Regions from separate parts of the Homo sapiens genome. Here all the other regions are linked to region 1. Evidence: read pairs that join two places in POLR2A ChIA-PET (ENCODE). Cell type or tissue: HCT116. All regions are shown on one strand. Links, peaks and the distances in the headings refer to the core of each region. The heading gives the core; the rest is flanking DNA. Region 1 overlaps PABPC4 (poly(A) binding protein cytoplasmic 4). Region 2 overlaps BMP8A (bone morphogenetic protein 8a). Region 3 holds the start of BMP8A (bone morphogenetic protein 8a).

Region 1 (9,370 bases), core at 2,610-6,609:
GTGTCAGTTGCTTTTAACATTCTTTGCTCATCGGTGACCTATGTGAAAAAGGTTAGTTGTAGAAGTTTGCTAGCTGGATGACCACAGAGGCAGCTTGTTCTTTTGGGTGGGGTGAGGAATACAAGGAAACAGTGTATACAGAATATGTCTTGTATTCCAAGATGTGGAAAGAGTTGTATGTTATCCTTTGGCTCATCCTCGAAAGTAGTAGTGGCCCCCTGTGCAATGTGTTGCGTAAACGTGCTTTGAAATTTCTCCTTCCGTGGGACGTGGCCAGTTGGACATCTGCCGCCAACACTGATGTGCATTTGCTGGTCTGTTGTAGGGTCTGAGTGCCCGGACCGCTTGGCTATGGACTTTGGTGGGGCTGGTGCCGCCCAGCAAGGGCTGACTGACAGCTGCCAGTCTGGAGGTGGTATTGGATGCACACAGAAGGGGGAAAGATGGGATTTGACGGGTCTTTGCCCAGACTGATGGGCTTTAATTGTATTTGTTCTTTCCCTAAGGCGTTCCCACAGCTGTGCAGAACTTAGCGCCACGCGCTGCTGTTGCTGCTGCTGCTCCCCGGGCTGTTGCCCCCTACAAATACGCCTCCAGTGTCCGCAGCCCTCATCCTGCCATACAGCCTCTGCAGGTGAGGTTCACCAGACAGAATGCTTAAAAGGATTTCCCCCATTTCCACTTGATGTAAAAGAAGCTGTGCTTTTGATTCCTTCAACAGGTATTAAATGCCTGCTCTGTGTTATGACGCTATGTTCTGATTCACTGTCCCTGCCCTTCAGGGGCTCACTAGTGGGAAAGAAGGGGCTTAAAAGTGCTCTGCCTGATGCCAGTTCACTCAGAAATGCCTCAGAGCGGGCAGCCAGTGCTTCCTCTTCTGTTTGTACGAAATAATGTGCTCATTCAGCTGTTTGAGCCTCCAGGTCACTTCCGCATCCAATGACCTATTGGATCCTTGGCTGCTCTGCAAGATGATTGGTACATTAATGCAGGAAATAACTTCAACTTACAGATCGGATGTTCAGCTTCAAAGATGTAAAGTGTGTGTAGGAGGTGAAGGGGTTGAACCTAGAGCTTAGATTTTCTAAGCTGTAACTTGCTGTCTCTAGACCTGTGCTCTAGATGCAACTAGTTTGTTTCAGAGCCTAATAGCAATTTGCTGTGGAGGTGTCACCCTAAGCCTTCAGGCCCATAAGCTGCTTAGGAGATTACTCTTTAACTGTCCTGTCTCATACTCTCTAAGTTGGGGATTTCCTAGAACTTGATGCTATGTAAAATACCTTTTCTTTGCAAGGCTTTGACTAGCATTGACGTTGCATGTTGACCGTTTTTAAGCATTTGATACAAAAACATTTGGTAGAATTAAGGTGATGTGGAATGTAATTATAAATGTGTTGATATTTACTCCCTTTGATCCAATCTGCACTGAGATTTACCCTAAAGGAAAACTAATTTTCAGGAAAAGGTTATATACAAGTGTTTACCCTTATTTATATCAAGGCTTTTCATTCTTGAGTAACTTTGGGTGTATTAAGGAAATGTCAGAAAATGCTTGCCTAGCACTATAGGTTTGTTTTATTATTTACGTTTCACTTCGCTTTCTGATAGCATGCCATTTTCATTGTAATTGGTTGTGTTTATGTCCATACCACTCTGTTCCTCAACACACCCCTCAATCCTTCAAGGACTGAAATTAGTTCCTTTAGAGCAAGGACAGCCACCTCCTCTCCTCTTTCACATAGTCAGATGTTCAGATATTGAACAGGCACTCAACCACCATCAGGTGTTGTCCTTTCCTCAGTGCTAACCCACTGCCTTTCCTGGTTCCCAGGCACCCCAGCCTGCGGTCCATGTGCAGGGGCAGGAGCCACTGACTGCCTCCATGCTGGCTGCAGCACCCCCCCAGGAACAGAAGCAGATGCTGGGTGAGTGACCCACTTGCTTGCAGAAGAAGAGGGTCCCAGAGCCTGATGCCAGCTAGGACACCAGTGTCCATTGTTTACTGGGATTTGATTTGTTTTTTTATTAACTATCCTCCCCATAGGAGAACGCTTGTTCCCACTCATCCAAACAATGCATTCAAATCTGGCTGGGAAGATCACGGGAATGCTGCTGGAGATAGACAACTCTGAGCTGCTGCACATGTTAGAGTCCCCCGAGTCTCTCCGCTCCAAGGTGAGCTGGGGCTCAGACCCTGCAGCTTCAGTTCTCAGCTTGGGAAGACTGGGGGCAAACTTGGATGCCCAGGTGCAGCAGAAAGTGGGATCTGCTGCCCCCAGGACCCCTCTCGTCATGCCTTGACTGTGACTGGAGGCTGCAGTGGGTATTTGGGAAAGTAGTTAGCACCAGAAGCCTAGGGATCATCTGTACAGTTGGCTTTGGTCCACCACTAGGTCTGGGCACTGGGGAGGGGTGGAGTAGCTCTCCTAGATTCACTGACCACCTGAAGATTTCTCGCAGGTGGATGAAGCTGTAGCAGTTCTACAGGCTCATCATGCCAAGAAAGAAGCTGCCCAGAAGGTGGGCGCTGTTGCTGCTGCTACCTCTTAGACAAGGAAAAACCGTATGTGTGGCTATTTTCATTTTTGTTCCTATGAGCATTGTTCCTATGAGCATTGTCTTTGTGGTTTGACCTGAGGTTGTATATATGCTCACTGCTTAGCTCTGGGAATACAATAAGTACAGTTAGTTACACGGAGTGTGTTGCAGGTGACTTCTTATCATGAGGACTGTGGACTTTGTCTGCAGGAGCTTGAGTGAATAATAAAACTAGTACTGGTTGATGGTTGTAGGTGTCTCCAGATAGGGAAAGAAGAGACAGTAAAATAAGCTAAGGAAAAAGCACATGGTAAGGACCAGAGCTGGTGTGTTGGGAGGGTTGACTTGGCATAGTCATGACCCTCTTGTCAAGGGCCTCAGGAGCCTTGTCATCTAGTGGTAAAGACCAGAGATGCTGCTAAATGTTGTACAGTACACAGGAGGACAGACCCAACAGAATGTCCAAAGTGTCAATAGCACTGAGGTTGAGAAACTCTCTTCTAGAATACCTTCCTTTATCCACTATATGTTAATGAATCTAAATTATTTGATTATGCATTTATTTGTGTTGGTGCTTTTCTTTACAGGATTCAAAAGCCAAATAACCCCTTATGGAATTCAACTCAAGGTTTGAAGACTTCCTAGCTTGTCCTATGGACCTCAACACCAAGGATTACAAATTGCAAATTTAATAGGTCATTTTGTATCAAAAGGTCAATTATGAAGCACCTAGAATTTTTCAATTATACGAATATGTTCTTTGGGTTCTGCTGTGGCCCAGACAGTGTTAACTTTTTTTTTATTGTGGGTTTTGATTTTTTCCCCCAGAAATTGGTTTTATTTGATGTACCCAAGTCTTACGTTTCCCAATAAAGAAAAAAAATCTCCATAAAACTGCCTCTGTCTCTGACCACAGTTTTACTCTATGAATTCCGGTTTTCACTGGAAGTAACTTTAGGATGTGAATTGGTTCCAGTGATAGTTTATTCTTTCTTGACTTGAAGCTGACAAAGATTAGCAAGATACACAGAACTGTTAAATATGATCCTGTCCCACACTGTTCTGTTACAGTATGATTGTTACATTAGCCCCATTTAACTTAGAGGGAACAGAGATCTGATGTGGTCAGAGCAGACCATGGGTCTGGCCCAGGAAAATCTGGGGCAGAGTGGGGTTGGCGCACACCCCAAGGACATACGGTGAGATCTGCAGATCCCAGTTGGTTAGTTGAGCCCCGTCCTTCCCTTCCTGAACTCGGTTGGGGTGTGTCCTGTCCCCTCTTATTTCCTGCAGTCAGTTTATGCTGCATTCGAGTCAGCGGATCCAGTTCCCCAGATTCTGCAACCAAGTTTTCCCCTAGCAGGGAAAATGGGAGGTCTGTGACTATAGCAAATGGTGCTGAAGTCTTCAGTGCTTGTGGTTTCTTTGATGTTCAAAGTGACAGTAAAATGACATCCTAAAGGCCAAGATCACATCCCTTTGCAGCCTACTTTCCCTGCGGCTCCAGCCTTGCCTGCTTTCCCTCCTGGAGCTTGCTTGGTGCTTCCTTAGTGCCCCATCCAGGCAGTCCTTAGAATGCTCATCCCTCTTGGCAGGCTCCTTTAGATCTGGTGTCACCTCGGCTGGGCACAGTGGCTAACGCCTGTAATCCCAGCACTTTGGGATGCCGAGGCGGGCGGATCACAAGGTCAGGAGATCGAGACCATCCTGGCTAACACGGTGAAACCCCGTCTCTACTAAAAATACAAAAAAAATTAGCCGGGCGTGGTGGCGGGCACCTGTAGTTACAACTTCTTGGGAGGCTGAGGCAGGAGAATGGCGTGAACCTGGGAGGCGGAGCTAGCAGTGAGCCGAGATCGCGCCACTGCACTCCAGCCTGGGCGACAGAGCGAGACTCCGTCTCAAAAAAAAAAAAAAAAAAATCTGGTGTCACCTTAACAGATCTAAAGGAGATGTCCTTGTTTCCGGACGGCCCCTTCTTTCCTTAATCTGGTGCCGGATGGGGTGGGGCACGGTGCGGGCTTCCGGCGGAAGCGCTGGAAGCAAGATGGCGGCCGCCGAGAGGGTTCACAAAGGGTAGGGTGGTGTGGAGCAAGGCAGGGTCCTCGCAGGCAGTGCCAAGATTGAGCTGGGGGTGGGCAGAGTGGGCGGGGTGCGGACCCATGGCCCTACGCATCCTGGGCCAGGTCTCTTGTGGTGCTTCACGCTCTCGACCTGTGAGTGGTGCCTGCTAGAGCTGCCCAGATCCCTTTTCCCTACCCCTTCTGACCCTGGACCCAGAGTGGTGGTTGCGATCTGCTACCGTGACGTCAGCCCTCATTCGTTCGTTCCACAAACTCCACAGCTCTGGTCCATTAGAGGAAGGAGGTCCCAGAATAGCTGGGAAATTACGAGAACAGCCTCACTGCACGAGTTGGTGAATGCTGTGATGGCGATTGTATGATGGACGGTGATGTTGAAACCAGACTGGGGAATGACCGCCCCATCCGGAGAGGTGAGGGTAAACTTTCGGGATGCTCTGAGTCCAGAGATGGGTTTGAAAGATGCAAAGTTAACCAAGCAGCCAAGGTGGGAGCCAGGCTGTTGCCTGAATGGAGACAAGCAGCGAGAGTCAAAACCCAGAGTCTGGCCATACTTAGTATATGCTATACTAAGAAATGTGGATTTTTCTCCGTTGGCCATTGGACTGCTTTTGAAGAATACCAACCAGAAGAGTAATATAATCGTATTTGTATTTTCTTGGGATAACGGAGGAGAGAAAAAGAAGGCGATCCCATTCAGGAAATTGTCACCATAAACCAGGGCAAAAAATGTAGGTCAGAAGAGGGATAGGGAGAGGAGTGTATCTCACAAGTGGTTTTGTTATACCCAGAAGAGTATTGGGACCCCTCCCTTCCTCTCCTCCCTGTGCTCATGTTAACAAGGTGTTGGAGCAACTGCACCAAAAGTGTGGAGACATTGATTCAGAATGCTCTTGGTATCTGCAAAGGGGGTGAAGGACAGTTCTTTGTGCTACTTTTATTCCTTTTGGAAACATCACAGATATTCTGATTCTGCTGTATTATGAAACAGGTGACACTGAAAAGTCCCTCTTAAGATTCCTGATGCCAGGAAAATAGGAAAAAATTTTAAGTCATGAGCATTCTGTGTATGGCTGGTATATAATGAATTTCAGGGGGATGTCTCTCTAGGTCAGCATGGTGGTGATCTTGGAGATGGAATAGGAAGGTTCTGAGGACAGCAGAGCTAGGATGATGGTGTGGCTATGGGTTGAAATTTACAAAAATTAACAATCTGGCTGGGCGCGGTGGCTCACACCTGTAATCGCAGCACTTTGGGAGGCCGAGGCGGGCGGATCACGAAGTCAGGAGATCGAGACCATCCTGGCTAACACAGTGAAACCCCGTCTCTACTAAAAATGCAAAAAATTAGCCGGGCGTAGTGGCGGGCGCCTGTAGTCCCAGCTACTTGGGAGGCTGAGGCAGGAGAATGGAGTGAACCCGGGAGGCGGAGCTTGCAGTGAGCTGAGATCGCGCCACTGCACTCCAACCTGAGTGACAGAGCCAGACTCCGTCTCAAAAAAAAAAAAAAAAAAAAAAAAAAAAAAATCTGTTGGATTTGAGGTTAGACTTTAAGTTGGAACCATTTGGGGGCTTTGATTTCTCATCATTTAATATAAAAAGTGTATAGTAAAAAGGCCAGGCGCGGTGGCTCACGCCTGCAATCCCAGCACTTTGGGAGGCAGAGGCGGGCGGATCACGAGGTCAGGAGATCGAGACCATCCTGGCTAAGACGGTGAAACCCCATCTCTACTAAAAATCCAAAAAATTAGCCGGGCGTGGTGGCAGGCTCCTATAGTCCCAGCTAATCGGGAGGCTGAGGCAGGAGAATGGCGTGAACCCGGGAGGCGGAGCTTGCAGTGAGCCGAGATCGCGCCACTGCACTCCAGCCTGGGTGACAGAAAGAGACTCCGTCTCAAAAAAAAAGTGTATAGTAAGAATCAGGAGGGTAGTCTTAGAATAAAATTTTTTTTTTTTTTGAGATGGAGTCTCATTCTGTCACCCAGGCTGGAGTGCAGTGGCGCGATCTCAGCTCACTGCAAGCTCCGCCTCCCGGGTTCACGCCATTCTCCTGCCTCAGCCTCCCGAGTAGCTGGGACTACAGGAGCCTGCCACCACGCCCGGCTAGTTTTTTGGATTTTTAGTAGAGACGGGGTTTCACCGTGTGTTAGCCAGGATGGTCTCGATCTCCTGACCTCGTGATCCGCCCGCCTCTTCCTCCCAAAGTGCTGGGATTGCAGGCGTGAGCCACCGCGCCTAGCTCTTAGAAAAAAAATTTTAACGTTTGGTTCTTGTTTCACATCACCTGCTGGTTAGGTGTACTCTACCTTATCTGCCCACCCGAACTCCCTTCCTGGCGGCTGTGCTGTTAAATAGCAGAGTGTAGCAGGGAAGCTCAGCCTCAGCAGTGAAGCCTTGGCCTCTGCTTACCTGGTTAAGTTTTTCTTCAATTGGTATCACAATTACAGTGCAAGTTTCTATTTGATCTTTTGTTTTTATTTTCTAGGTTAGGAATTTTAGACCCAGTTCTGCTACTGACTTTCTGTGTGGACACAAACTCACTGAGCCTTCAGTTCTTCAAATCATTTTTTTTTTCTTTTTTTTTTTTTTTTTTGAGATGGAGTCTCACTCTGTCACCCAGGCTGGAGTGCAGTGGAGCGATCTTGGCTCACTGCAACCTCTGCCTTCTGGGTTCAAGCGATTCTCCTGCCTCAGCCTCCCAAGTAGCTGGGACTACAGGTGCCTGCCACCACCCCCAACTAATTTTTTTGTATTTTTAGTAGAGACGGGGTTTCACTATGTTGGCCAGGCTGGTCTTGAACTCCTGACCTCGTGATCCGCCTGCCTTGGCCTCCCAAAGTGCTGGGATTACAGATGTAAGCTGCTGTGCCAGCTTTTTTTTTTTTTTTAGAGACGGGGTCTTGCTCTGTCATCCAGGCTGGATTGCAGTGTCATTGATCATAGCTCAAGCGGTCTTCCTGCCTCAGCCTCCCAAAGTGCTGTGATTACAGGTGTGAGCCACTGCACCTGGCCTCTTCATATCTTACAACGGTAAGACTAGCGGGTTCAGGAGCCCTTCTATCCCTGAGTTTTTTTTGTTTTTGTTTTTGTTTTTTTTTATGGAGACAGAGTCTGTCTGTGTCACCCAGGCTGGAGTGCAGTGGCGCGATCTCGGCTCACTGCAACCTCCGCCTCCTGAGTTCAAGCAGTTCTCCTACCTCAGCCTCCCGAATAGCTGGGACTACAGGCACACACCGCCATGCCCAGCTAATTTTTTGTATTTTAGTAGAGACGGGGTTTCACCATGTTGCCCAGGCTGGTCTCAAACTCCTGAGCTCAGGCAGTCCGCCTGCCTCAAAGTGCTAGGATTACAGGTGTGAGCCACCGCACCCAGCCTATCCCTGAGTTTTATAAAGTAGTAATTCCTACTACTCTTGGTCTCTCCCAGCTAAAATAAGTTTTTCCTGGGAACGAAGACTATGATGCTCCCTTCTTTAGTAGTCACCTGACCCAATGGTAAGATCAATGCTCTATACACAATTAAAGCTTTTTTGGAATTAATAATTGTTAGACCAACAACTTTTTCTATTTCTGTAAGTTTTATAAACAAAGGTCATCAAAGTGCTTGGAAAGCAACTTCAGGTTTTACGTTCTATAGTGGTACAACTGAATTTTATTTTATTTTAATTAGTTAATTAATTTATTTATTTTTGAGATGGAGTCTTGCTTTGTCACCCAGGCTGGAGTGCAATGGCGTGATCTTGGCTCACTGCAGCCTCTGCCTCCTGGGTTCAAGCGATTGTCCTGCCTCAGGAGCTGGGACTACAGGCGCCTGCCACCATGCCCAACTAGTTTTTTTTTGTATTTTTAGTAGAGATGGGGTTTCACTATGTTGGCCAGGCTGGTCTTGAACTCCTGGCCTCGTGATCCGCCTGCCTTGGACTCTCAAAGTGCTGGGATTACAGGCATAAACCACTGCGCCTGACCTATATTTTTTTTTTAGAGATGGGGTCTCGCTCTGCTACCCAGGCTGGATTGCAGTGTCATTGATCATAGCTCAAGTGGTCTTCTTGCCTCAGCCTCCCAAAGTGCTGTGATTACTGGTGTGAGCCACTGCACCTGGCCTCTTCATATCTTACAACAGTAAGACTAATGCATTCAGGAGCCCTTCTATCCCTGATTTTTTTTTTTTTTTTAATGGAGACGGAGTCTCTTTCTGTTGCCTAAGCTGGAGTGCAGTGGCGCGATCTCGGCTCACTGCAACCTCTGCCTCCTGGGTTCAAGCAGTTCTCCTACCTCAGCCTCCCGAATAGCTGGGACTACAGGCACACACTGCCACGCCCAGCTAATTTTTTGTATTTTAGTAGAGATGAGGTTTCACCATGTTGCCCGGGCTGGTCTCAAACTCCTGAGCTCAGGCAGTCCACCCTCCTCAAAGTGCTAGGATTACAGGTGTGAGCCACTGTGCCCAGCCTATCCCTGAGTTTTATGAAGTAGTAATTCCTACTACTCTTGGTCTCTCCCAGCTAAAATAAGTTTTTCCTGGGAACAAAGACTATGATGCTCCCTTCTTTAGTAGTCTCCTGACCCAGCGGTAAGGTGAATGCTCTATACACAGTTAAAGCCTGATAGGAATTAATGATTGTTAAACAACTTTTTCTATTTCTGTAAGTTTTATAAACAAAGGTCATCAAAATGCTTGGAAAGCAACTTCAGGTTTACATTCTATAGTGGTACAACTGTATTTTATTTTAATTAGTTAATTAATTAAT
Region 2 (9,957 bases), core at 4,520-8,519, 60 kb after region 1:
TCAGTTATTTGTAGCATGCCCCTCAATTTGAGTTTGTCTCATGTTTTCTCATGTTTAAAATGAAGTTATGGATTTTGAAGAATACCACAGAAGTGTGTGGGGGAAAGAGAAATCAGACTGTTACTGTGTCTCTGTAGAAAAAGGAAGACATAAGAGACTCCATTTTGATCTGTACTAAGAAAAATTCTTCTGCTTTGAGATGCTGTTAATCTGTAACCCTAGCCCCAACCCTGTGCTTGCAGAAACATGTACTGTATTGACTCAGGGTTTAATGGATTTAGGGCTGTGCAGGATGTGTTTTGTTAAAAATGTGTTTGCAGGCAGTATGTTTGGTAAAAGTCATTGCCATTCTCCAGTCTTGAGTACCCAGGGACACAATGCACTGTGGAAAGCTTCAGGGACCTCTGCCCAAGAAAGTCTGGGTATTGTCCAAGGTCTCCCCGCACTGAGACAGCCTGAGATATGGCCTCATGGAAAGGGAAAGACCTGACCAACCCCAGTCTGACACCTGTAAAGGGTCTGTGCTGAGGAGGACTAGTGAAAGAGGAAGGACTCTTTGCAGTTGAGATAAGAGGAAGGCATCTGTCTCCTGCTCATCCCTGGGATTGGAATGTCGTGGTGTAAAACCCGATTGGACATTCTATTTACTGAGATAGGAGAAAACCACCTTATGGCTGGAGGTGAGACATGCTGGCGACAATACTGCTCTTTACTGCATTGAGATGTTCGTGTAAAGTCAAACATAAATCTGGCCTACATGCACATCGAGGCACGGCAACTTTCCTTAAACTTTTTTATGACACAGAGTCCTTTGCTCACATGTTTTCCTGCTGACCCTCTCCCCACCATTACCCTATAGTCCTGCCACATCCCCCTCACCGAGATGGTAGACAGTGATCAATAAATACTGAAGGAACTCAGAGACCAGTGCTGGTGCGGGTCCTCCGTATGCTGAGTGCTGCCTGGGCCCACTTTTCTTCCTCTGTACTTTGTCTCTGTGTCTTATTTCTTTTCTCAGTCTCTCATCTCCACCTTTCGAGAAATACCCACAGGTGTGGAGGGGCAGGCCCCCTTCATCTGACGCCCAATGTGGGGCTTGAACCCACGACCCTGAGATTAAGAGTCTCACACTATACCGACTGAGACATGCTGGTGGCAATACTGCTCTTTACTGCATTGAGATGTTTGTGTAAAGTCAAACATAAATCTGGCCTACATGCACATCGAGGCACAGCGCCTTTCCTTAAACTTATTTATGACACAGAGTCCTTTGCTCACATGTTTTCCTGCTGACCCTCTCCCCACCATTACCCTATAGTCCTGCCACATCCCCCTCGCTGAGATGGTAGAGATAGTGATCAATAAATACTGAGGGAACTCAGAGACCAGTGCCGGTGCAGGTCCTCCATATGCTGAGTGCCGGTCCCCTGGGCCCACTTTTCTTCCTCTATACTTTGTCTCTCTGTATCTTATTTCTTTTCTCAGTCTCTCATCTCCACCTTTCGAGAAATACCCACAGGCGTGGAGGGGCAGGCCCCCTTCAAAGTGATATGCCCTTCTCAGAGCATCAAATGGGACAATATGATACCAATCTATCTTATTACTAGTGGCGTGAAATTTGATTCCCTGGTTACGGTGGTGTCTGCCAGGTTTCTCCACTGTAATGTCACGATTTTTCATTTTGTAAATAATAAATATCGTGAGGAAAATACTTTTTTTGTTTTGTTTTGTTTTTTGAGACAGGGTCTCACTCTGCCGCCCAGGCTGGAGTCCAGTGGTGTGATTATAGCTTACTGCAGCCACAACCTTCCAAACTCAAGTGATCCTCCCACCTCAGCCTCCTGAGCAGTTAAGACTATACATGGGCCAGGTGCAGTGGCTCCTGCCTATAATCCTAGCACTTTGGGTGGCCGAGGTGAGTGGATCACAAGGTCAGGAGATCGAGACCATCCTGGCCAACATGGTGAAACCTCATCTCTACCAAAAAACAAAAAATTAGTCAGGTATAGTGGTGTGTGCCTGTAGTCCCAGCTACTCAGGAGGCTGAGGCAGGGGAATCACTTGAACCTGGGAGGTAGAGGTTGCAGTGACCCAAGATTGCACGACTGCACTCCAGCCTGGGAGAGAGCGAGACTCCATCTCAAAAAAAAAAAAAAAAAAAAAAAAAAGAAAGACTGTAAGCATAATGCCACTATGCCTGGCTAATTTATTTTTTGTAGAGATGAAATCTCACTATGTTGCCCAGACTGGTCTTGAACTCTTGGCTCACCTTGCTGGGATCATAGACATGAGCCAATAGTGATTTTCTTTCTTTTTCATTTTTTGAGACAGGGTCTCACTTGGTCACCTAGGCTGCAGTGCAGTGACGCAACTTCAACCTCCCAGGGCTCAAGGGATCCTCCCACCTCAGCCTGTCAAGTAGCTGGGACTACAGTCATGTACAGTCATGTACCACCACACCTGGCTATTTTTTTTGTATTTTTTGTAGAGATGGGGTCTTGCCATCTTGTCCAGGCTGGAATAGTGATTTTCTATTTCCTTCTTTCCTTCTACATTTATTAACTGGAATTCTTTTGAAAGGAAGACTTGTCCTTTCTTCTACAGTTATTTATTTATTTAAATATTTATTTTAAGACAGAGTCTTGCTCTGTTGCCCAGGCTGGAGTGCAATGACATGATCTTGGCTCACTGCAACCTCCGCTTCCTGGGTTCAAGTTATTGTCCTGCCTCAGCCTCCTGAGTAGTTGGGACTACAGGTGTGTACCACTACGCATGGCTAATTTTGTACTTTTTTCAGTAGAGACAAGGTTTCACCATATTGGTCAGGCTAGTCTCGAACTCCTGACCTCAGGTGATCTGCCCGCCTTGGCCTCCCAAAGTGCTGGGATTACAGGCGTGAGCCACTGTGCCCAGCCTAATTATTTATTTATATCATTATGGATTCAAGGGTATTTATTTTATTCTATGGGCTATATCCAATACTATTGTTATTTATTTCATTGCTCAAATTGTTCCAGTTTTGGCCACTGGCAGCTCCTTCAGGTTGGCTCCTGTGTCCTTCTGACTGCCCCCATCATCCTTTTCTGAGCACTTCTAACTGGCACCACAAGATGCTCTAGGTGCATCCTGGGAGTTTCCATCCCCACCCCTGGAATCAGCCATTTCTGCAAGGAGTTCTGTTTTGTTTTGTTTTGCTTTTTGGAGAGAGATTTAGAAACCAAGATTTGGGCACTGGGTTGCTCACTGTCCTGGAGTGTCAATACTTTTAGGCCCTTTCAGTGCACAGAGCTAGGAAATATATGTGTGTACATTAATGTGTGCAAAAACACACATCTGTATGTATTGGTACATATATATTTTTTATTTTAAATATCTGAGATCATACTGGCACCTCCAATTCCAGTCCAGTGTGGGGTTTCCTTTTCTTTTTTTTTTTTTTTTGAGACAGTCTCACTCTGTCGGCCAGGCTGGAGTGCAGTGGCGTGATCTCAGCTCACTGCAACCTCTGCTGCCTGGGTTCAAGCGATTCTCCTGCCTCAGCCTCCCGAGTAGCTGGGATTACAAGTGCCTGCCACTAAGCCCAGCTAACTTTTGTATTTTCAGTAGAGACAGGGTTTCACCATCTTGGCCAGGCTGGTCTTGAACTCCCGACCTCATGATCCACCCGCCTTGGCCTCCCAAAGTGCTGGGATTATAGGCGTGAGCCATTGCGCCCGGCCCAGTGTGGGGTTTCTTTAGATGTGATGTTTGAGAAGGCCTCATGAGTAAGATACTCTAAGATCAGACCTGAACACTTCTGGGCATTGCTGGCAGGAATGCAAAATGGCACAATCCCTAGGGTAGGAAATCTGGCAGTAATCTAGCAAAATGATACATGCTGTGACTCAGAAACTGTACTTCCAAGAAAATGTCCCAGCTGGCTGTGATGGCTCATGTCTGTAACCCCATCACTTTGGGAGGCCAGGCAGGAGGACCACTTGAGGCCAGGAGTTCAAGATCAGCCTGGGCAACATAGGGAGGCCCTGTCTCTAGAAAAGTTTTTTAAATTAGCCAGGCATCAGAGGTTGCAGTGAGCTGAGATCACATCACTGCACTTTAGCTCTTTGTTTTGAGGTAGAGTGAGACCCTGTCTCAAAACAAAACAAACAAACAAACAAAATTAGCCAGACACAATGGCACTTTGCTTATAGTCTATTCAGGAGGCTGAGGTAGGAGGATGGCTTGAGCCTGGGAGGTGGAGACTGCAGTGAGCTGTCACTGTGCCATGGCACTCCAGGGTGAGACTCCGTCTCAAAAAAAGAAAAAGAAAAAAGCAAGGTGAACAGTACAGATAATATACCCCTTGCTACAGTTTGGATGTGTTTTATCCCTGACAAAACTCAGGTTGAAATGTGATCCCCAATGTGGCTGTGATCGGAGGTGGGACCTAGTGGGAGGTGTCTGGGTCATGGGGATGAACCACTCACAGACTAATGCCATGGAGGAGGGGGCCAGTGGGTGGGTTTCCCTCTCAGGGGAATGGATTAGTTCCCTAGATGGGGGAGGCTGTTAAAAAGTCTGGCTTGCTCTCTTGCTTCCTCTCACCACATGCTCTCTTTGTACACACCCACTGTCCTTCCACTTTCTGCCATGAATTGAAGTAGCCTGAGGCTCTCACCAGATGCAGCTGCCCAGCCTTGAGCCTTTCAGCCACTAGAATTGTATGCCAAATAAACCTGTTTTCGGCTGGGCGTGGTGACTTACACCTGTAATCCCAGCACTTTGGCAGGCTGAGGCGGGTGGATCACCTGAGGTCAGGAGGTTGAGACCAGCCTGGCCAACATGGTGAAACCCTGTCTCTACTAAAAATACAAAAAATTAGCCAGGTGTGGTGGCGGGCACCTGTAGTCCCAGCTACTTGGGAGGCTGAGGCAGGAGAATCTCTTGAACCCAGGAGGTAGAGGTTGCAGTGAGCTGAAACTGTACCACTGCACTCCAGCCAGGGTGACAGAGCAAGACTCCGTCTCAAAAATAAAATAAAATAAACCTCTTTTTTTTTTTTTTTGTAAATTACTCAGCCTTAGGGAGTCTGTTACAGCAACACAAGATGGAATAAGACAACCTTGTATCTAATAAAGGGTGAGCCCATCATCATCATCACTATCAAACACGGGTCACCTTGAACAGGTTTCTCAACTGTGGCACCACTGACATTTTGGCCAGATAACTCTCGGTTGCAGGGGCTGTTCTGTGTACTGCAGGATGTTCAGCAGCACCCCTGGCCTCTGCCCCTTAGCTGACAGCAGCACTCCCTTCCCCTCCCCATTTGCAACAACTAAAAAGGTCTCCAGATATTGCCAAATGTTTCCTGGGAGGCAAGATTGTCAGTAGTGGAGAAACACTGCCTTTCAAAAATGCTAGGGATCCATTCATTAGTCTAAAACCTGGAAAGTAAGGGGAAAAAAATACCCTCGACTGTAGGAGAAGGAACCAGTTGTGTGAAGATGTGGACAGCCTTCTAGGCAGAGGGAACAGTGGATACAAAGGCTCTGCATGTTTGAGAAACATCAAGGAGGCTGGTGTGGTTGGAATCTAGTGGTCAGGGGGCTGAGGTGTATGAGGAGGTTGGAGTGACAGGCAAGGCCAGTTCATCTCCAAGAAATCCTGTTTCTCAGCCTCCAAGAACTCAGCACAGTGATTCAAAGAAGCCCTGTGACTTGGGAAGAACTTCAAAACTTCAATTGCTGCCAACCAATATTGTGACAGTGCATGACCTTGGGAGGTGAGAAGTCACTTGGGCCACAGTGCGCCTGTAGAGCTTTCTGCAGCCAACAGGGACTGGTGACAGCCAGTTCCAGTGAGACACACCAGCTGGGGGGCTTGGCTCAGAATCCAGGACAGACAATGCTATCCACGCGGAGCTGCACATGGGAGGCAGAAAAGGTTACTTTCTGAACCACCTCACCGTGGCTCTGGGAAAATAAACAATCAGAGAGCCCTCAGCCTCCTCCTCCAGCCTCGGATAAGGCAACCTCAGGACACTGCTCTTCCAGGAAAGGCCACTGTGGGCAGGAGGTGGCCTTCACCGGGCATGGCCACCAGCCACTCCAGGCTAGGCCTCCAGATGCCAAACCCTGCGACCCTCAGTTCGACATCAACAAGGGCTCTGGCTATTTTTGTGCTCTGGGCAATTTAGTCTCACTCAGACAACCTAAATCTGTCTTATTTCTGACCAAAAAGTGGGACTTCAAAAGACACCCTCATCCTCCAGCTCAGAGCAGAATCCTGTGGCCTGTGACCTGTCCCATCTCCCCTCAGACCCTCCCCGGCCCCGAAGGGCCCACAGGAAGAGTGTCCCAGGGCCCTCCCTGCGCTGGCCCTGCCATCTGTCCCTCGGGCCTCTTGTGCCTTCTACCTGCAGACGCCTCCCGCAGAGTCCCTCCTGGAAGCTGCTCTCCCCGGGTGGCCCCGTCCCTCTCAGTCCGACTGAGAAGGCTCCCAGTCCTCAGACCCCAGGCAGGTCAGGCTTTCAGCCTCTCCCGGCCCCCATGCCAGGGCTTGCTGTCTCTGGTTCAGCTGTTCCTCTGGACAGCGAGCCCTTGGAGGGCCGGGATGGAGCCATGTGGGTGGACATGGGAGGCTCGCATGTCAGCTCATCGGCCGCTGTGTTCCGGGGCCCCAGAGCGGGGGTGCCCCGGCCCCTTCTTCCCAAGGGCCTCTTGTCCCCAGGACAGCGGCTCAGTGTCCGGCACTCAGAGCCCTTTGGGCTGGGTATCACTGCCAGTCTGGGTGTGGCTACCATGTCCCCATGTGACTCCATCAGAAGCCACCGACATTCCCGTTGCTGTGGACCTGCCTCCTCTCCCGGCCTGGCCCCTGAGGGTGGACAGCGGCTCCCCCAGAGCCCCGGGTGCATGGGCTGGGCCTGCCTGGCTGGTCCCACAGGCAGCAAAGGCGGTGGGGCAGGGGCACTTCAGACCCAAAAGAAGGCTTGGGCCCCACAGCCTCTGCAGGCCAAGGGAGGGCGGGACTCATGACCTGTTGGTTCTGCGTCCTGAAGGGGCTTCTCCCACCCAGAAATCTCAGCACCGCCTCGAGGCGGGCCCAGGGCTCCATGCTGAGGTATTTCCAGCTGGGTCTCATCACTGGCTTGCTTCAAGGGCTGTTTCCATAAATGGTGCTGCTCTCATAATTACCGGTCCAGGCCTCAGACAGTTCTGGACCCCAAATTAAAAGAGAACACCCACACATGCCTCCACATCAAGCCCGCCAAGGCCAAGAATAGATCCCAGGAGATGTTAGCAAGAAAGACACAATTCCTCCAGTGAAATCCCGGGAAAGAATGAACTGTGGGAATTTTCCAGAAAGAAGTGGTCATGGTGACACATCCTCTCTTGCCTGTGGGAAAGAGGTTCCAGGAGGAGGGGGGCTGGGTGCACCTCCCCACCCTGTGCCTCAGCCCGGAGGAGCCCCCATCAGCAGGCAGGGGGTGGGCATATTCTTTGGTCAGAGCTGGAAAGGACTTCAGGTCCTGCAGAGATGGGGAAACTGAGGCCAAGGAGGGGCAGAGGGTTTCCAGGGTTAGATTACAGGCCTGTGTCAGAATAGAGACCTCTGATGTGGATGTTCACACTTGGGGCCAGTGTGAAATGAGTGGCCCTGGAGTTCAATGGGACATATTGGGATGGGGGTCACCCGTCAACAAGGCCCTCCTATCAACAGACACCCGAGAATGCCCGTGAAGCCACCTTCCTCCAGGCAGGGCCCTGTGGGGACCTGGGGTCCCAGGGGAGGGCCCAGGGAGCTATGGCACCCATTGTTGGCCCCCACACAGACAGGGAGGGCCGGCCCCACTCTGTCCCACCTGACCAGGCCCAGGTTCCTCCTGGCTCTCCCTGCCTCCTGCTGGGTTCCTCTTTCCCTCAACTTCCTGCCACGGGGTGGGGGGCAGGGGCAGGGAAGAGTCAGAATTGGTCCTGTTCTCAGGTTGTTCAGGGGTTGCTGGGGAGTAGGAGAAAGAGGGGCTAGGTGAGCCCCTGGGTCACACAGGCAGAAAGCGACTGGAATCCTAAGAAAAGTGCATGCAATGCAGGTGGGGCTTCTGCCTGGAAAGAGCCTGTCCCTGTGGGATTGTGGGGTAGGGGCAGAGAGATTTATGGAAACCCTGACCCACCTTCATTGAAAAGTGGGTGGAGTTTTCACAAGCAAAAATGGAGGTAAGTGTATTCTATGAAGGAGCTACCCAACGAGCAATGGTGCAGAAGTGGGGCACAATCGATCAGCCCCCATTTGTGAAGTTCCTACTGTGTGTCGGCTTCCAGCTGGCCACACTGCATGCAACCCCGGGAGGCTGGCTCACTTACCTTGCCTCAAAGGTGTGGAAACTGAGTTTCAGGGACTTTAAACAAGCTGCTCAACATCGCACAGCTCCCAAATGGCACACGCAAGATTAAAATCCCTGCTTTAATATATCCACAGAGGGATGTGGATAAAAGTGTTCAGAACAACCCGAATGTCCATAACAATGGATGGACTGTGGTATGTATATTCATGCAATGGAATACAACTCAGTTATGAAAAAAAGAACTACAGATACAACAACATGGAGGAAAATGGAAAAAGAAGCATGCTGAGTCAAAGACTAGACTCAAGAGTATGCACTGTAAGATTCCATTTATGTGAAGTTCAAAGAACAGGCCATGGCAATGAAAATCAGAAAGTAGTTGCCGGAAGGATTGTCTGGTAGGAATGGGGCTCCCTAGGGGCACCCAAGTTACATGCTTCTGCAGAATCTGAATTTTGTAGAATGAGCATGCATTATTTCTATAAATTCCCCCAAAATAAAAATTCTTTAACAACAGGCTTCTCAGCTTACAATACACATTCACATTCAGTTCAATTCGACAGCACTTACTGCATCTAATGATAGGCGGGGACCTGGCCTGGGGTGGAGGCAGCTGCTGTGTTTCACATGGAGGCAGGGGGACAACCTGCTGTGTGGCCTTGGGAAAACCACCTAACTGCTCTGAGCCTCTCTCTCCTCTCTTTCAAACACAGATGTGACGGCAATTGTGAGATACCAATGAAGGAAGAGATGCAGAGGTTCTGGGCACGTGGGCATCGCTGGGTATCATCTCACACAAGCCCAGAACAGTCCCATAAGATGAGTATCTCCATTTTACAGAGGAGGAAACTGAGGCTTGGGGAGGTTGACTGGAAAGCCCAGATCACACTGAGATCAGGTGTTGGCGTCAGGATGCAAATTCCTTGTGTGTGGGTCTCAGGTCAGAAACCCCCAATCTAGCCCTGTCTGTCCTGCCATTGTTCAGCCCCTCCTGTTTCCCGATGGGGCGTTGCTGTCTAGCACACCCGACAATTACCTTTAGGGCTCATGTATGTATTATGTGTCTCTAGACTAGAAAGTCATCTCCCTGAGGGCAGGGACTTTACTTCTCTCATTGTTATATCCCCAGCAACTAGAACTCTGCCTGGTCCGTGGTAGGTGCTACAGAACTATTTGCTGAATGAATGAATGGGAAAATGAAAGAGGTCCCTGGTAAAGAACCAAAGGAAGTGGCCCTGGGGCCCACGGAGATGGTGCCACCGTTCCAGGTCACACGGCTGGCAAGGGCAGAGCAGGACCCGGGCCAGGTCCCGAATTCCCACTCAGTCCTGCTTCTCCCAAATCCAGACGGCTCTGTTCATCAACACCCCTGTCCATGGCCACCGGAGACCACAGGAGCAAATCTGTCTGGTTCAGGAAGGGATCAGGACAAAAATGAAGCTGCCTGCATTCTGATCCTGGCTGGACTTCTGCCTGCTAGTCCTGCTTATGCCTCAGTTTCTCAATCTGGAACATGGGCACCTGCCTCTCTGCTGAGATGGGTGGAGAAGGATTCAGAAGGAGTGTGCAGAGGTGGTCCTTCCTGCCATCCTTCCTCCCTCAGGAGGGGCCGGGCTGCCCTGAGGCACTGGGGC
Region 3 (9,957 bases), core at 1,645-5,644, 68 kb after region 1:
TTGGAATCCACAGCCATGGATGTCACCTTGGATGTGCTGTGTGGCCCTGGGCTGGCCATTTAATCTCTCTGAGCGCATGAAATGGGGCTGGCAAAACAGTCTCACATGAATTAAATGAGGAATTGTAAGGCTGTGAAAGTTCACACGTGGCCAGGCATGGTGGTTCACGCCTGTAATCCCAGCACTTTGGGAGGCTGAGGTGGGAGGATTGCTTGAGTTCAGGAGTTCAAGACCAGTCTGGGCAATACAGTGAGACTCCCCGTCTCTACAAGAAATATTTAAAAATTATCTGGGTGTGGTGGTGTGCGACTGTAGCCCTAGCTACTGGGGAGGCTGAGGGAGGAAGATTGCTGGAGCCCGGGAATTAGAGGTTGCAGTGAGCTATAATCGCACCACTACACTCCAGCCTGGGGAATGCAGTGAAACCCTGCCTCTTAAAAAAAAAAAAAAGAAAAAAGAAAAAAGAAAGAAAGAAGGAAAGAAAGGAAAAGAAAAGAAAAGAAAAAGTTCACATGCTACTTTTCATTTTAAAAATAAGTACAAACACCTTTGATTGGCTTTTAGAGTTCATTTCTGGGTTTCACGTGTACAAGACATGTGGAGATGTTCCTGTCACCTCCACACTAAGGCTGGGCCACAGCTGGGAGGCCAACAGTGCCCAGGTCCAGGTTCACCCTCTGAGGGGAGCAGCACAGGCTTTCTACTCCTGCCCCTCTACCAATCACACAACAACCCTGAGGACAGATCACCAGGCACCTCCTTTTATAAGGAGCAACCAAGGCTGAGAAGGTGAGGAACTTCCCTAAGGTCACACAGAGGGGTGGGCCCTGCCCAATTCACAGCAACAGCCCCACCAGGCTGTGCATGCCTTGACCCAGGGGATGCCAGGGGAGGTCGGATGTGGGCTGGGTGGTGACGCATTCTGATGGGCGGCTCCCTGGGGACATTCTTGGACGACTCCATCCACAACTCTTCTTGGTCCTGAGCCCAGTGTCAGCCTGTCCTGATGACAGAGCCCCAGCCCCAGCTTCACAGATGGTCTCCTCTGTCCCACATCCCCACCCTGTCCTCTAACTACAAAGGCAGCATACAGATCCCACCGGCTAGAGTCCTGTCCCTGGCACTGGGCGCTCAGCGATGGTGAATGGCTGCCTTCTGCTGCTCGCCTCCACCACCAGCTCTGGGTTGCGGGAAGCAGAGGCTTGGCCATGCCCTCTTCTGCTCTAGTGTAGGAAGCAAATGGCTGATGGCCCCACAAGACCTGCTGCAGCTCAGTACCCTGTGTTCCTCAGCCCAGACTCCTCAGAAAGCTCTCTGCACCCTGAAAGCCTGACCTGACAACAGAAATGTCATCTCATTGAGCCCTGGATGGACAGTCAGGCTTCCTGGGCCTGTCCTGGCTCAGCAACATAGAGGCTGCGCTGTCCTAGGCATGGCGCTGCCTCTCTGAACCTCACTGTCCTCATCTGGGAGATGGGGATGAAGACCGTGGCTGTTATCAGGGTTGTCGGGAGGATGAAGAATTAATGATGCTGTCTGTGGAGGGAGGCTGGTGGCTGGGGCAGGTACCCACTCCCTGCTCTCAGCCCCACAGCTCCCCCACTTCGGGCTGAGCTGTGGTCCTTGGCTCCCAGACCCCGGCCTGTCACTAGCCACAGACAGGAGGCAAAGCAGACGGGGGACCTGACCAACAGTAACTACACGAGCATAGACCAAAGAGTTTAGTACTGGAAAAGAAAAATCTGAGATCTTAAGGAATAAATAGCTCCAGGGTTTGATACAAGATGTTTGCAGACAGGAAAAGCCCGGCTTTGCCTGGGAGAACACAGTGGGTCCAGCTGCCCACTGGGCCATTCCACAGGACCGGACACTCACCCTATACCAGGCCACATGCTAAGTGCAGGGCCCAGGGTGACAAGGCCACAGTCCCTGCCCCAGCGAGCTGAGTCTGCTCCTTCCCCAGCCGCTCCCCTGACAGCCGCACCCCACCCAGGCTCCGCACAGGGAAGAGCCTGCTGTGGACTCAGGGCACGCGACTCAGCTCTGGTCACTCCGATGATGTGACCACAGGTTTCCACGCTGAACTTTGTCCCTCTCCTCAGTACTGTCCTTATCACAGTGACAGCATCCCGGCCTCTGTTTACTCACCTGTCTCCCCAGGACCAGGCTGTCTTCCCGGGGCAGCCCAGGTGGGCAAAGACATCACCTAATTCTTACTCCTGGGTGTGTCTGGGGCAGGGTGAAGGCAGCGCCTGGGAGTCCACAGTCCCCCACACTCTGCTCCTGACCACCCCGCAGCCCAGGGGGCCCCCATGACCCTTAGACCTTCCCTAACCACGGCGGTCCCACTCCCCTGTGGTTCGCGTCCACCGTCTGTGATTCCCCGTTCGGCCAGGGCCCGGCACCGCCCGCGGATGCGCGCCCCTCCCCTGCAGCCAGCTTACTCCGAGGGTCCCCGCGCGGGCGGCCGCACTCACCCATGTTGACGAAGCTCATGACCAGGTCGGCGCGGCCCAGGCGCTGCTCCGCGGGCGCGCCGTCCTCGTCGTCGTCGCCAGCCATGGCGTGGTACAGGTCCAGCATGAAGAGCGGCGCGGACGCGGGCAGCCGGGAGGCGGCGGGTGGCGCGCGGGGCCGGGGCCGCCCGGGTAGCCCGAGCACCGCCAGGATCTCGCGCTGCACGTCCCGGCGCTCGCGCGCGCCCAGACGTCGCTGGGGACAGCCGGGCGGGGGTCGCAGGCCGGGGCCGCCCCCGCCCAGCGCGCACAACGTCAGGCCCAGAAGCCAGAGCGGTCCGGGGCGCGCGGCCATGGCGGGCCGGGGGCGCTCAGCGGGCGCACATCAGCTCCGCCGCCGCCCCTGGGCCCGGGGACGCCCCGACGGCGAACGGGGAGCTGAGTTCGGCGAGCAGGGGGCGGGGCTCGGCGGGCGGCGTCTGCGGCCTCAGCGCGGTCCCTGGAGCGCCCCCCGCGCGCACCTGCCCCGGCTCCGGGACAAGCGGACGCTGACGCGGACGCAGACGCCAACGCTTCGAGGCCGGGGCTGTTCTGAGGGCTGGGACTGTCAGCCAATCCGTCTGTCGCCGCCGTTCCCACCAGTCCGGCTGTGGCTGCGGTCCGCGCAGCGCAGGGGCGACCGGCGAGCTCCGGCAGCGACCCGGGCGGCGCGATTCCCGCGAGTCCTTGCCCCGGCTCAGCCGTCTGTGCCGCCCGCCCACCCCCGGGACTGACCAATGGGGGCGCGGGGGCGGGGCCTGGGCGCGGAGGCCGCGCCCGCTAGGAGCCCCGGGCGGCGGCAGGTGTTGCGGGTGGGGCGACCCCGAGGTGCGACCTCGGCGTGGCTGGCGGTTGGTCCGGGCGAGGAGCCCGCAGCCTGGGCGTCAGCGTGGTCAGGGCCGTCGTGGCTCCCGCCGCGGGCCTCGGCGCAGAGATCCTAAGGCCGCGGCGCCGTCCCGGTCCCGCCAGTGGTGCCACCCGGCTGCCTCGCCGTGGTGTGCCGTGGTCGCCACCGGGCCCGACACGCGGCCGTAGCCCCGTCTGGAGAGCCGGGCGGTGCCAGCCAAGCCCCGCGGGTGGGGCCTGTTCCTCTGCCCGCAGCAGCCGGCCCGGGTTCCGGCCACCGCGGCCCCTCACCGCCTCCTGGCGCCTTCCCCGTGGCCCCTGCATGCGCTTCTGCGGGCGCCTCCTTCTCGGCACCTGCTCGGCTGCTTCTCCCTGCGTCCCCCACCTGGCTCCCGCGTGAGCCCAGGCAGCGCCCCAGTCGGGCCGCCCCCGCCAGCCCTAGCTGTGCGCCCTGCGTCCCCGGTACTGATCCAGCTTTGCGGAGGAGGCTCCGCCTCCTGCCTCCAGCTGGGCCAGAAGCTCTGGGGCCCTTCCCGAGCACTCGGGAGCCACCTGTGCACATCTTCTCAGTCCCCACGGCCCCGGTGCAGGCCTGCCAAGAGAAGGATCCCCGCGGAAACGTCTCGACTGACTCAGTCCCTTTCTGCACACCTGCTCTTCCCTGGGCGCGCTCTCGCCTTACTTATTCCTGTGTGGTTCAGGCGCTGCGGAAGGAGAAGGCACCTAGACTGCACTGGGAAGGCTCCTGGAGTTGACCTGGAGCGCCAGGAAAGGTCAGTGGAGGAAAGTGCTCCAGGCAGAGGGAATAGCTTGTGCCAAGGCCCTGAGACCCCGGCTGGGGAGCCTAATAATGGCAACAGTCAGCACTTGCCACGCCAAGGCATGTTCTGAGTGTGTGTCTCGTGTCATTTCTGTGATGCTCGCACATCGTTAGGGGGTACATACCACTGGAACCTCCTCTTTTAATAAATGAGGAAACTGAGGCACACGGCGGTTAAGGGACTTACGCCAGGTCACACAGCAGTGGAGCTGCGCTCGGGCAGGGGGGCAGTGGAAACTGGAGAGCCCAGGGGGCAAACGGCGGAGGCTGGAGGGGCTGGCAAGGGAGGCACCGCAAAGGGCCTCACAGGGGCTAGACGAGGGCCCTGGGCACCAGAGATTATGGTGCCCCGCCATGTGGATTGAAGATTAAACCTCGAAGCAAGTGTATAATGCCCCCAAAAATCACATTTGGAAGTCATCACTTCAATAAAATTTTCTACAACAAATTCTTAATCTAAATAGTCATTTGCTGGTGCCTTAAACACACGCCTAGTTTGTCTTTTACCCAACAGGTATATTTCCACACTGCTCGTAAATTTTCTGCGCGGTCCCCAGAGCGCCCCCCATGAGGCACCTGCATCAGCTCCGGGCAGAGCAGATGTGGATGCCACCGCCTAGAAGCCGGGGCTACCCTGCGGACTGGGACTGTCCCATAAGGATACTGAGCTAAGGATAATGCAGAATAACCGTTGAAAGTACCCAAGACCAGAGCTTGGAAGCAGAGCGGAATATGGATCAGAGGGAGACAGGAGTCAGGGCCCTGCAGTTGGAGGCAGGTACAGCAATCAGATGTGGGGGTGGGTACAATGACCATGAGTCTCTAATGGTGATGGGGTGGAGGGGCAGAGGAGAAAGCTGTTTAGGAGGCTGAATCCACAGGGCTTTGTCCCCATGTCATCTTGGTCAGAGTCTCGGAATCTCCTGCCCACACCCCCTTCACTGTCCTCTCTGCACGCCCCTTTTGAATCCACTGCACATCACTTGAGGCCCTAGATCCAGCCTGTACAATTCTCAGGTTTGTTTTGTGCAATTCTGGGCTCCCAGCTAGACTGCAAGCTGCCCAGTGCTGGGCTGATTCTTATAACAGAAATCATTTCTCAATTTAGGATGTGGAGATAGAGCTGTGTTTTCTAAACAACGGGCTTCACATTCCCATAAACCTAAACAGCAGATTTTAGCCATTCCAAGGGCCTCTGCCCACGCTTCAGTTCAGCAACAACCACCGTGAGCTGCTCTGTGCTGTGCCCTGAACCAGAGATGGAGCAGACAAGCCCCCTGCCCCTGAGCAGCCCCCACAGCAACAGGGGTGACAGCTGGTGAACACGGCAATTTCCCAAAGCAAAATGAAAGCTGTGCTCCCAGAGGAGCCAGCAAAGTGGCTGTAAGGGCAGAGGAGCGGGGAAGTGGGAGCAGACCACATGAGTGGAATCCAGAACATTAGGACTGGAAGGGAACTGAGGTGGGGTAGGTTTCTTGGAGAAAGTAGTGTCAAAACAAGGGTTTTCCCTAGCCACCTGGCAACTCTGTGATCTTAACCTCTCTCAGGCTCAGTGTCTTATCAAGAAAAGGGGGCTAATGATCATAGAACTGTTAAGCGTATTCAGTGAGAATGTATATAGAGCACTTAGCACAATCACTGGCTTACAGTAAGCAGTCAATAAATATGAGCTAGTTATTGCATCATTCAAGGCCCCAGCAGACACCAAATTTTCCTTCCTCATTTAGCATTTCTATCACAGGACTGTGATTATATATATATATATTTATTTACTTATTATTTATTTTTTGAGATGGAGTTTCTCTTTTCTTGCAGGCTGGAGTTCAATGGCGCAATCTTGGCTCACTGCAACCTCCGTCTCCCAGGTTTAAGCAATTCTCCTGCCTCAGCCTCCCGAGTAGCTGGGATTACAGGTGCCCACCACCACACCTGGCTAATTTTTGTATTTTTAGTAGAGACGGGGTTTCACCACATTGACCAAGCTGGTCTTGAACTCCTGACCTCAGGTGATCCACCCGCCTCAGCCTCCCAAAGTGCTGGGATTACAGGAATAAGCCACCACACCCGGCCCAGGACTGTGATTATACTTTAACCCTTTTCCTAGCATCTTGTTATTTCCTACATGGTCTTGTGTACAGGCATTTGTTGAATGGAAATGCACTTTTTTTTAGCCAGGCATGGTAGCATGTGCCTGTAACTCCAGCTACTCAGGAGGCTGAGGCAGGAGAATAGTTTGAGCTTGGGAGGCGGAGGTTGCGGTCAGCCCAGATTGCGCCACTGCACTCCAGTGGGCAACAGAATGAGTCCCTATCTCAAAAAAAAAAAAAAAAAAGAAAAAAAAAAAAAGAAAAAAAAAGAAATGCACTTTTCGTTGGTGCCGCTGCCAGCTGAACTTTGCCACAAAACCCCAGAAAACCTTAATTACTTGGTAAGATTCTGGACCATAACCCACAATCTGGGAAGATGGAGGTCAAGCTGGTCTCACATGCTTCTGCTGCCAAGAGGCCTAGAAGGGGAAGCAAATTAGGGTGAAAACACTATCCTATACAAAGTCCTGGCAGCCTGAAGTTCCCCAGTTCCATGGAGAACAGAGTAAGCACTTCCTTCAGAATCCATTAGGCTCCAAATTCCTTTTAATCTGGGTATTTGGCCTTAACAGCTTTGGCAAACATGCATCGATCTCACCAAATGCCTATGTCCTAAGGAATGCGGCCTAATGACCAAGAACACAGGTGGCATGAGTCTTAGCCCCTTTACCTCCGAAGCCTCTAGCCCTTTTCTTCTTATTACTAAGTTAACATTTGGCTGCTCTATTATAAAGCCAACTGACTAGAGGCTGGAGGAAATAGAAGTGCCAGACTTGAACAGGGAGTCGAGGACTGGATTCAAGGTTCACTTCTGTCATTTATTCATTTTGTGAGCTCAGGGAAATCACTTTCTCTTGTACTTTCCCATCCCAGTTTCTCCATCTGTAAAACAAAGGAGCTAGATATGATGACCGATTTTGCTTCCACCTCTGAAATTCTACCATTTAACCAGAAATTTCAGCATACTGTGACATAGTGTGACAAACTGGTCCCATTCTGAGAACCCAGGATCTCCATGATTTCTAGTATCTTTTTACATAATACTATTTGTTTAATCATGTAAGTAGGACAGATATCCTACATGTTCATGTTAATAGCTTGTCTTTTTTTTTGAGACAGGGTCTCGCTGTGTCACCCAGGCTGGGGTGCAGTGGTGCAATCGTGGCTCACTGTAGCCTTGACTTCCCAGGCTCAAGTGATCCTCCCACCTTAAGTTCCCTAGTAGTTGCGGCTATAGGCATGTGCCACCATGCCTAATTGTTTCTTTAGTTTTAGTAGATACAAGGTCTTACTATGTTTCCCAGGCTGGTCTCCAACTCCTGAACTCAAGTGATCCTCCTGCCTTGGCCTCCCATAGTGCTGGGATTATGGGCGTGAGCCACCATGCCCAGCCATATTAAACAAAATTAACAAGGATGAAATAAAACAAGATCTATTAAGCTCTATAATTTATCCATCAAGATATTTTGATTTGCGGAATGCATTTAAGTACCTACAACATGATTATACCCCAGGGTAACATTTATAGATAAGGTAATAGTTGAAAAGAAAATCAGGAAATACAAAATATTTGTTACTGCAAGCAATTTTAATACAAAAGTGTGTCTTGTTTCTAAACAGTTCATTGGTAGAGCTTCAGTTTCTGCCTCAATTAAAACCAATTGAGATAATCACACAGCAACATGGTCGGAGCTGAAGAACAGCAGCTAAAAAACAGGAGCCCCAGACAGCCCCTTTTCATGGTCACTTGGTCAGTTGACTTTATTACGCACAAAAAAAGACGAAAGCAAACAGGACTGGTTAACAAGTGTGCTGGTGAACTCCATTAAAGGACGAGCACGTGTTTGTCTTACGTCCACATTTTCAGAACAGGCTCGTGGAATTCATTCCTCAGTTTGTGGGAAGTTGATCGACCATTTAAATAAATAGCAAAAAAAGTGGATAAAACAAATCTGAAATTCACAATGTCACCAACGAGCCTATCCCTTGCCAAGGGTCTGGGTCCTGGTGAACACAAGAGTTACTGGTGTCTAGGCTGGATAGGGAGCAACAAATCAGTTTAAAACCCCAAATGTTCTGACGTTTTCTGAACACTTACATTTACCCCTGAATTCTAGCAGCTATTTGTCCTTTAAACACCCAGTACTGAAACAATATCCAAAGACAGTATTGCAATGAACTCCTTTTGCTGTATCATGTGCAAATGTTACTTAGATGAGGTTCCCTCTCTTTAGCTAAAAATCACAAAACATTAAACAATGGAAAAAGCCCTCCCCTCAGTTCTTGCTAATTGAGGTGTCCGTGATTTACAAAAAAAGAGTTCCTTAAACACTGCAGGATTCTTATTTTTTTAATATAATTTATCTTGCTGAGATAGCAAGTCAAGTTTATAAAGAAGATGCATTTAGGAATAATCCTAAAAGATAAAGCAGGTTTACAACCCTGCACCGCGCAGAAACCCTATTAATAGGCTTTTTTTTTTTTAATACACATTTGTATCTTGACCTTTTCACTTGTTTTTCTCAAATATTTCATTTCTGGGCCCCATCCATTACAGGGTTACCAGGAGGCAAATTTTATCTACATAAATATTCACATGAAAATAGTAACTTACAAAAAGAAAAAAAATAAGGCAGCTTCATAACACAATTATTCTTTTACACTTTTAACAATATAACTTCTCCCGTTCAGAATAAATATACACCCAATGTATGGAGCAGGATTCAAAGTGGATAGTGGCTTGGGGGTGCTTAGACAGTGTTATCGCTTGGGACCTGGAGTCCTGGGGGAGGCAGTGGTGGTCTTCTTAGACATGGTTGGGATTTTGGAAGGTTTGTTTAGCCCTCTCCTGGAGTTGCCTTGGCCCCCTGCAGCGCTGCTTTCTGAAGTGTCGGAACAAGCAGACTGCGTCTCTAAGAGGTCAAAGTCAGAAGCGTCACTTCCTCGCCGGCTGCTGGCTCGACTCCCGGCTCGACTCCCAGCCCGACTCCCAGGGCGACTGGCAGACTTTTTAGGGTCTGGAATTCAAGAATAAAACAGCAGACTTAATAGAGATGGCATGGGGTGGAAGAACAAGTGAGCAGAAGCTAGGGTTCTGATCCTGTGTGATCTTAAGCAAATCTCACAGCCTTTCTGCACCCCAGTTTCCTCATCCATACAGAAGTTGCTGAAGCCTTTTCTGGCTTTGTGATTCTACTTGAGAAGCTGCCTCCTGGGGATTAGAAAGCCACTCTATCAGCAGCACTGTCACCTTCCATGGCCCCAAAGTGGAGGCAAGCAAGGTTGCTCAACCACCTCAGCACAGGTGGGTGAGCCTGCCAGCCGGGCTAATCCATGGGCAGGATGGATAGAGGCAAAATGAGGGGAAGCAGCCAGCCAGGAAATGAAGGAAGATTCCTAGGTTCCCATGAGGAACAGTAGCAGGAGAACAGATGTGATCTTCCCCTGCCTTTCTTGGTTCAACAGCAGCCATAGTAAGTATGACGTGTTGGAAAAATTACTAGCAAGCTGCTCATCCCAACACTGGACTGGTGTCTGAGGAAGACCCACATTTCCTTTTACATTCTCTCAAATGTGATCATTTCTGATGAGAACGCATGGCCCAGCTTTGGCTGTGGAAGCATCTCATCTCAGAAGGAAAGCTTAAAGCTAGCTGTAATGACAGAAAAAGTAAAGGTCACTTGAGCATCTGCAGGTCTGTCTTTCTGGG

The links. ChIA-PET counts read pairs that join two places held together with the same protein. Peaks named below come from ENCODE experiments on the same cell type or tissue, not always from the same donor. Only the 100,000 strongest peaks of a DNase experiment are listed, where the experiment ranks them.
Region 2: POLR2A ChIA-PET joins it to region 1 with 6 read pairs; 7 of 35 experiments call an interaction of 5 or more read pairs at or near these places.
Region 3: POLR2A ChIA-PET joins it to region 1 with 5 read pairs; 6 of 35 experiments call an interaction of 5 or more read pairs at or near these places.

What each region holds. Positions count from the first base shown.
Region 1 is chr1:39,554,878-39,564,247 of GRCh38, reverse strand. PABPC4 (poly(A) binding protein cytoplasmic 4) reads left to right here. Exons shown (of 16, transcript NM_001135653.2): 11 at 326-412; 12 at 507-634; 13 at 1,832-1,925; 14 at 2,045-2,175; 15 at 2,461-2,563; 16 at 3,126-3,432. The coding sequence ends at 2,550. It also overlaps the pseudogene PPIEL. Among named protein-coding and RNA genes, the nearest start is that of PABPC4-AS1, 5.5 kb to the left of the region's middle. In HCT116, for the core only: no CTCF peak of the experiment used is centred there; DNase peaks (open chromatin) are centred at 4,527 and 4,827; H3K4me3 peaks cover 2,139 bases; H3K27ac peaks cover 2,174 bases.
Region 2 is chr1:39,495,720-39,505,676 of GRCh38, reverse strand. All of the region lies in intron 1 of BMP8A (bone morphogenetic protein 8a), which reads right to left. It also overlaps the pseudogene TRK-CTT12-1. Among named protein-coding and RNA genes, the nearest start is that of BMP8A, 9.1 kb to the right of the region's middle. In HCT116, for the core only: no CTCF peak of the experiment used is centred there; no DNase peak of the experiment used is centred there.
Region 3 is chr1:39,484,846-39,494,802 of GRCh38, reverse strand. BMP8A (bone morphogenetic protein 8a) reads right to left here and starts at 3,167. Exons shown (of 7, transcript NM_181809.4): 1 at 2,478-3,167. The coding sequence starts at 2,811. LOC124904101 (a long non-coding RNA gene) reads left to right here and starts at 3,255. Exons shown (of 2, transcript XR_007065978.1): 1 at 3,255-4,114; 2 at 4,676-7,847. MACF1 (microtubule actin crosslinking factor 1) reads right to left here. Exons shown (of 101, transcript NM_001394062.1): 101 at 7,665-9,265. The coding sequence ends at 9,009. RefSeq lists silencers at 2,839-2,938, 3,039-3,668. In HCT116, for the core only: no CTCF peak of the experiment used is centred there; a DNase peak (open chromatin) is centred at 3,232; H3K4me3 peaks cover 1,324 bases; H3K27ac peaks cover 1,056 bases.